Regions from separate parts of the Homo sapiens genome. Here region 2 is linked to region 1. The links are chromatin loops, found by intact Hi-C in ENCODE. Cell type or tissue: dorsolateral prefrontal cortex. All regions are shown on one strand. Links, peaks and the distances in the headings refer to the core of each region. The heading gives the core; the rest is flanking DNA. Region 1 overlaps ASB3 (ankyrin repeat and SOCS box containing 3). Region 2 has its middle 340 kb from the start of CHAC2.

Region 1 (2,917 bases), core at 178-2,677:
GCTTACTTTGTTTAGCCCAGTGTCACAGGCCCGGTTAGTAAGTGGTATTAACAAGTCCAAGATTCTATAAATACACAAATTCAGGAGAATTTAGTGTTTGTATATGTGCATAAATGTAGGCAACATTTCTATAGCACAATTTTTTTCAGAATTACCAACTGATTCATTTAAAGAAATATTTCTGTCTAGGGTGTACCTTCTACCAACAACATTAAACTATTACATGCTATATATTTACTCCAGAATGTTACACTTATTATTGCTTAATAAAAAGGTCTTTAAATACATTTGAAACAAAATTAATGTTCCTATATGTAAACAGAAAAGGTGCTCTTTTAATTTTATTACCTTACTAGCACCACCTTAACCCCCAAAATTCAAATTTTATGTTAGATATTTTAGGGTTTAATAAATTATTTAAAACATCATTCTACTAAGTATAAACTGGCATCAAGAAAATGCACTATTTTCCTTCTTAAAGTACCAACTAGTTTTTCTTTTCCAATTAGTAAAAATTTTTAAAGATGATAACTGGCATGAAATTAAGACTAATGTTTTCATCAGGAAGAAATTATAATTTGTGCTAAAATATTCTATTATCTGAAAAAAAAGTGAGCTCATTAAATATGGAGGCAGATTTATAAAGAAGCTGGCTCCTAGGTAGAGAAAGTTCTAAGAAAATAATTAAAACAAAAGTTCTTAGGTTATTTGTAAACTTACCTCTAGCAGTCAACTGGAAAGAAAAAAGGACTATTCTACCCTTCTAAAATTAAAAATAAAACTGTATAGTTAAAGCCAGGAAATTCCTTCTTTCTGGGAAAAGACAGACAGGGCTACTCTGAAGTATTTTCATAGTATTACATTTCTCTTTGTGACTTTTCCTCATGTAATGTATGTCTAAGATAACATTTAAGTAGAACTTACACTCACAAAAGGGGTTACCTTTGAAGTAGGCTATAAAGAAAATCATCAGTGACAATGAGAATTCTCAAAATTGAGAACAAATGCCCAGGAGAGTTTTGGTACCATTTAAAGTTCAGAGTACAATATCTAACACTTATGTTTAAATAAATGATCAAGAATTGGGGAAAATATCAAATTTTTAAATCTAAGTATTTTGTTAAAATAGTCTAATGTCTCTTAACTTTAATAAATGTGTTTAATTTTTTTAAGTAGGTGGGAAAAATTATACTCTCCCACAAGACATAAACATGCTTACAAATATCATTAATGAAATAGTAAAGTACTGTGTCACCTAGTGGCATAATGACCAAATTGCAGAATCTGTTTTCCTACTATGTAAACAAACTAAATTAAGTAATGAATATTTTACTATTACTTTTTAAATTAAATAATACTAATAGCAGCTATAAAAAGTGCTATTATAGAATTATGGCTCTAAAGATTCTAAACATGTATTTCTAAAAATTATTGACTGCCAATTTATGATAGGTAGCCATATTCTCACATATATTTCTAAAAATCATTGACTGCCAATTTATGATAGGTAGCCATATTCTCACAGGTATAACCAAGTTACTAGCTTCTAAGATTCCTGGAACCCCCATTTACTCTCTCTCCAATTTGAGGTTAGATCAAGAAAAGTTCAGTCAAAGGGTTTAAGACAGGGAGGACTACTTAGCACACACTCCAACAGGCATCACAAACTCAAAAGCTTTCTGGGGTCAGAGAGGTAACATGGATGGCCTCATCAGATTGATGCTTAAAGATGCCTGGGATAAAACTAGGGAGGAGGAGGCGGCGGATACAGCCATAACTAGAGAAATCAATGGGAAGAGTCAACACCCCGAGAAAGTCCCTGAGCCTACCCAGTCTGTAGCAATTCTGCCTCACAATATGAAAGTGCAGGAATAGTAGGAGCAAAAGACAGCATGAAGGACAGATTAGGGGTAGATCTGTTCACCCAGCAGATTGGTAGGGAAGAGAATATCAAAGACTTTGCCTAGAGGTGAAGGGTCTAGCCCAGATTTATTCTTTATTAGCTTTTGATTAAGAGACCATGTTTATTTTCTGTTTTTAACACTTACTTTGTATGGCCCATTTGTGCAGCTGCATGAATAGGTAACTGCCAACTGTCCTCATTACAGTAAAGATCAGGATCTGCCCCACTGGAGAGCAAAAGCTCCACACATTTTGTGTGTCCCTCTTGAGCAGCAATGAACAAGGGTGTAGCTTTGTCCAAGGCTTGACAATTGACATTTGCACCTAAGGGTACAAAATAAAACATTTAACAGATAACCCTAATACTTAAAAAAATCAACACAAATTTCAAAGGAACTACCATAAAAGGGTTTCGTAGCACGGTAAGCTTTTCCCTCTTCACTGAATGTTGGATGTTGTTATATAAACATATTTACTTTGCTAACTTCTTGGTAATCATTTAAATTGTCTTCGCTAAACTGACAGGGTAGCTCATGCCTGGAATCCCAGCAATTTAGGAAGCTGTGGCCAGAGGATTGCTTGAGGCCACGTGTTTGAGACCAGCCTGGGCAACATAGTGAGACCCTGTCTCTATCAAAAATAAAAAGGTCTTGCCTCTACGTCAGCAAGAAAACAAGTGATTCATATCTTAGAATTCATTTTTAAGCTAAAACAAAAATCCTATTCAATGAAGGATACATTTCATTCCAATCCCTCCTCCAACAAGCATTCTGGGGCCCAATAAGTAAACATTTAAAAAGAAAAATGCAAACTATCAAACATGGATAATATTTCTGATAACTGCTGAAAAAGATAAAATCCAAATTATGCCACTAATTGATTCAGGCTAAGATTTATGAAAAATTATCAGTAGATATGACATATATGGGAGCCACGCCTTAAAACTAATATTGACTATACTCTCTATTACATCTCTTTCTTCATAACCACTGCATGATAAATAATGCCTACAATC
Region 2 (2,917 bases), core at 114-2,613, 290 kb before region 1:
CCTTTTTTATCATTATTGGTTTAAAGTTGGTTTTGTTTAAAATAAGAATAGCAACTCCTGCTCTTTTTTGTTTTCTATGTGCTTGATAGATCTTTCTCCCTCCCTTTACTTTGAACCTGTGGGTGTCCTTGCATGTGAGCTGGGTCCCTTGAAGACAACATACATGGGTCTTGCTTCTTAATCCAACTTGTTACTCTATGTCTTTTAAGTGAGGTGTTTAACCCATTTATGCTCAAGGTTAATACTGATATGTGCAGATTTGATCCTGCCATTATTTTGTTAGCTGGTTGTTATGTAGACTTGATTGTGTATTTGCTTTATGTTGTTGATGATCTATGTACTTGAGTGTGTTTTCATGGTGGTCATTTCCATGTTTAGCACTCCCTTAAGGACCTCTTATAAGGTAGATCTTGTGGTAACACATTTCCTTACCAATTGCTTCCCTGAAAGAGATCTTATTTCTTCTGTGTTTATGAAGCTTAGTTTGGCTGGATATGAAATTCTTGGTCGGAATTTCTTTTCTTTAAGGTTGGTGAATATAGGCCCTCAATCTCTTCGGGCTTGTAGTTTCTGCTGAAAGGTCTGCTGTTAGCCTGATGGGGTTCCCTTTGTAGGTGACCTGCCCCTCCTCTTGAGCTGCGTTTAATATTTTTTCTCTTTCACATTGACCTTGAAGAATCTGATGACTATTTGTCTTGGAGATGGTCCTCTTGTACTATATTTCACAGGGGTCCTCTAAATTTTTTGAATTTGTATGCTGACTCCTCTTGTGGGGTTGGGGAAATTTCTGTGAACAATATCCTCAAATACGTTTCCCAATTTTCTTGTTTTCTCTCCCTTTCAGATATGCCAATGAGTCATAGATTTGGACTCTTTACATAATACTATATTTTTCCAAGTTTTTTTTTTCTTGTCTGAGTTATCAGGTTGGTGCAAAAGTAACTGTGGTTTTTGCCATCAAATATGACAAAAGCCACAATCACTTTTGCATCAACCTGATAATTCAAAGAACTGGTCTTGAATCTCTGCCATTCTTTCCTCAGCTTGGTCTGTTCTGTTATTAATACTTCCTATTGTGTTATGAGATTCTTGTAGTCAGTTTTTCAGCTCTATCAGCTCAGTTTGTTTCTTTCTTAAAATGGCTATTTCATCTTTCATTTCCTGAATCATTTTACTGGATTCTTCAGGTTTTTTGGAATGGGTTTCCACTTTCTCCTGAATTTCAATGACCTTTGTTATCATCTAGATTTTGAATTCTGTCTGTCATTTCAGCCATTTCATTCTGGTTAAGAACAATGGCTTGGGAAATAATGTGGTCTTTTGGAGGTAAGGACGCACTAACTTTTAGAGTTGCCAGAATTCTTGTGCTGGTTCTTTCTCATCCATGTGGGCTGATGTTCCTTTAACTGTGGTGTAATTTGAGTACCGTCAGTTGACTTCCTTTCTGGATGTTTCCAAAAGGCCGAGGCTTTGTGCAGGGTCTTTATTTGTGGCTGAATTCTTGTCCTTGGTTTCACAGGGGCCTATAATAGCGAACTATTTTTGCTGTCAAAGTTTGGCCTGGGATCCAGTAGATGGCGCCTATGTGTAACCGCCAGTATGTAGGCTCTTGCTCAGCCACATTAGCTCCTCTCCATTTCCTCATGATTGCAGCAGTGTTCTCTCTCAGTACTCTGAGAGTGTAGGGCTCCTCTTCTATTCAATGCTGGCTGCAGATCCCAGCTTGGCACTCTCAGGCTGTGCACTGCAACCCTGGGGTGAACTCTGGCTTTTTGTTTTCTCCCCAACTTGGGAGCTGCAGGGTAAGGGACCTTGGCAGTGTAAATGGCAGAGGGCCTTTCACTTGTCTCTTGGGGCTTCACTTCACTTAATTTCTCTTAGAGAAATTAAGAGTTGCTGCCAATTGGAACAGTCAGCCCCAGGATGGGTAGCTGCATTGAGGGCCCAAGCCAGGAGGCCCTGCCTGGTGATGAACACGGGGATGAGGGGCTTGCAGGGAAGACAGAATGGCCTCTTCTCCCTAGAGCAGCTGTGGCAGGCTGGAGGTATGAGTAAAGCACTTAGGGTCTTTGTTCCTTCTCCAGTCCAAAGGCAGCAAGGGCAGTACCTCTGCAGTTGCAAAGGCGGAGGGACTTTCAGTAGCATCTGGGAGCCTCACCCTGGAGAAACAGAGCCACTGCCAATGGAAATGTTCATGCAGGGGTGGGGCAGCTCTGTGGGGGGCAGGGCTGCTTGGTGAAGAGTGGGAGGTAGAGGCTCACAGGGAAGAGAGACTGAGAGGCTGGGCTCCTCTGTCTATGGTGACTGTGTCATGCTCGAGGTGCCAGCAAAACATTCAGGCTCTTTGTTTCTTCTCCAGCCCAAGGACAGCAAGTGGTACTTCTGCAGCTCCAGTGGCAGTAGGGTTTTGGGTTGTCTCTGGGATTTCTGTAAGAATTAAAGAAAGAGGAAAGAAACATGAAATGCAGCTCACCAGTCAAGACAGTTTTATTTTAGAGAAAACAAACCCGAGAGGAGCTTCTGGCCAAGGTAGGTCAGAGGCACACTCTCTTACAGACTAAGAGTTTTTAAGGATTCAGGGTGGGAGAGTTTATCAGAGGCTTGGATTGCTTCTGTGTCTCTTTGTTGTGCTTATCTGGGAGGGAGAGTTGTGTGTCTGTTCCCAAACATCTTTCTGCAACTGCAGGCATACCCCCGAGTCTGCTTTTAGCTTCCCTATCTTAGTGCACCTGAAGGGAAAGGAATGTGCTTATTAAGGCCCACTGTTTTACTGGGGCCCATTTTATGAGTGTAAATTTTGGCAGTTACCAAAGGGACTTTCCCGCCATCCCCCTCTGTGCCCAAGCTGTCTTATCTATGTTTTACTGTCTCCTCTTTCTGGATGCTCATAGTTAGAAGAGAAGTGATTTCCTTGAAA

The links. Peaks named below come from ENCODE experiments on the same cell type or tissue, not always from the same donor. Only the 100,000 strongest peaks of a DNase experiment are listed, where the experiment ranks them.
Region 2: it touches region 1 in a loop (3-fold over the local background); 13 of 110 quality-filtered maps call a loop at or near these places.

What each region holds. Positions count from the first base shown.
Region 1 is chr2:53,714,518-53,717,434 of GRCh38, forward strand. It overlaps ASB3 (ankyrin repeat and SOCS box containing 3), which reads right to left. Exons shown (of 10, transcript NM_016115.5): 6 at 2,049-2,226; 7 at 1-64. GPR75-ASB3 (GPR75-ASB3 readthrough) reads right to left here. Exons shown (of 10, transcript NM_001164165.2): 6 at 2,049-2,226; 7 at 1-64. Among named protein-coding and RNA genes, the nearest start is that of CHAC2, 52 kb to the right of the region's middle. In dorsolateral prefrontal cortex, for the core only: a CTCF peak has its summit at 1,266 (motif pointing left); no DNase peak of the experiment used is centred there; H3K27ac peaks cover 179 bases.
Region 2 is chr2:53,421,503-53,424,419 of GRCh38, forward strand. No RefSeq gene overlaps it. Among named protein-coding and RNA genes, the nearest start is that of CHAC2, 340 kb to the right of the region's middle. In dorsolateral prefrontal cortex, for the core only: a CTCF peak has its summit at 1,567 (motif pointing right); no DNase peak of the experiment used is centred there.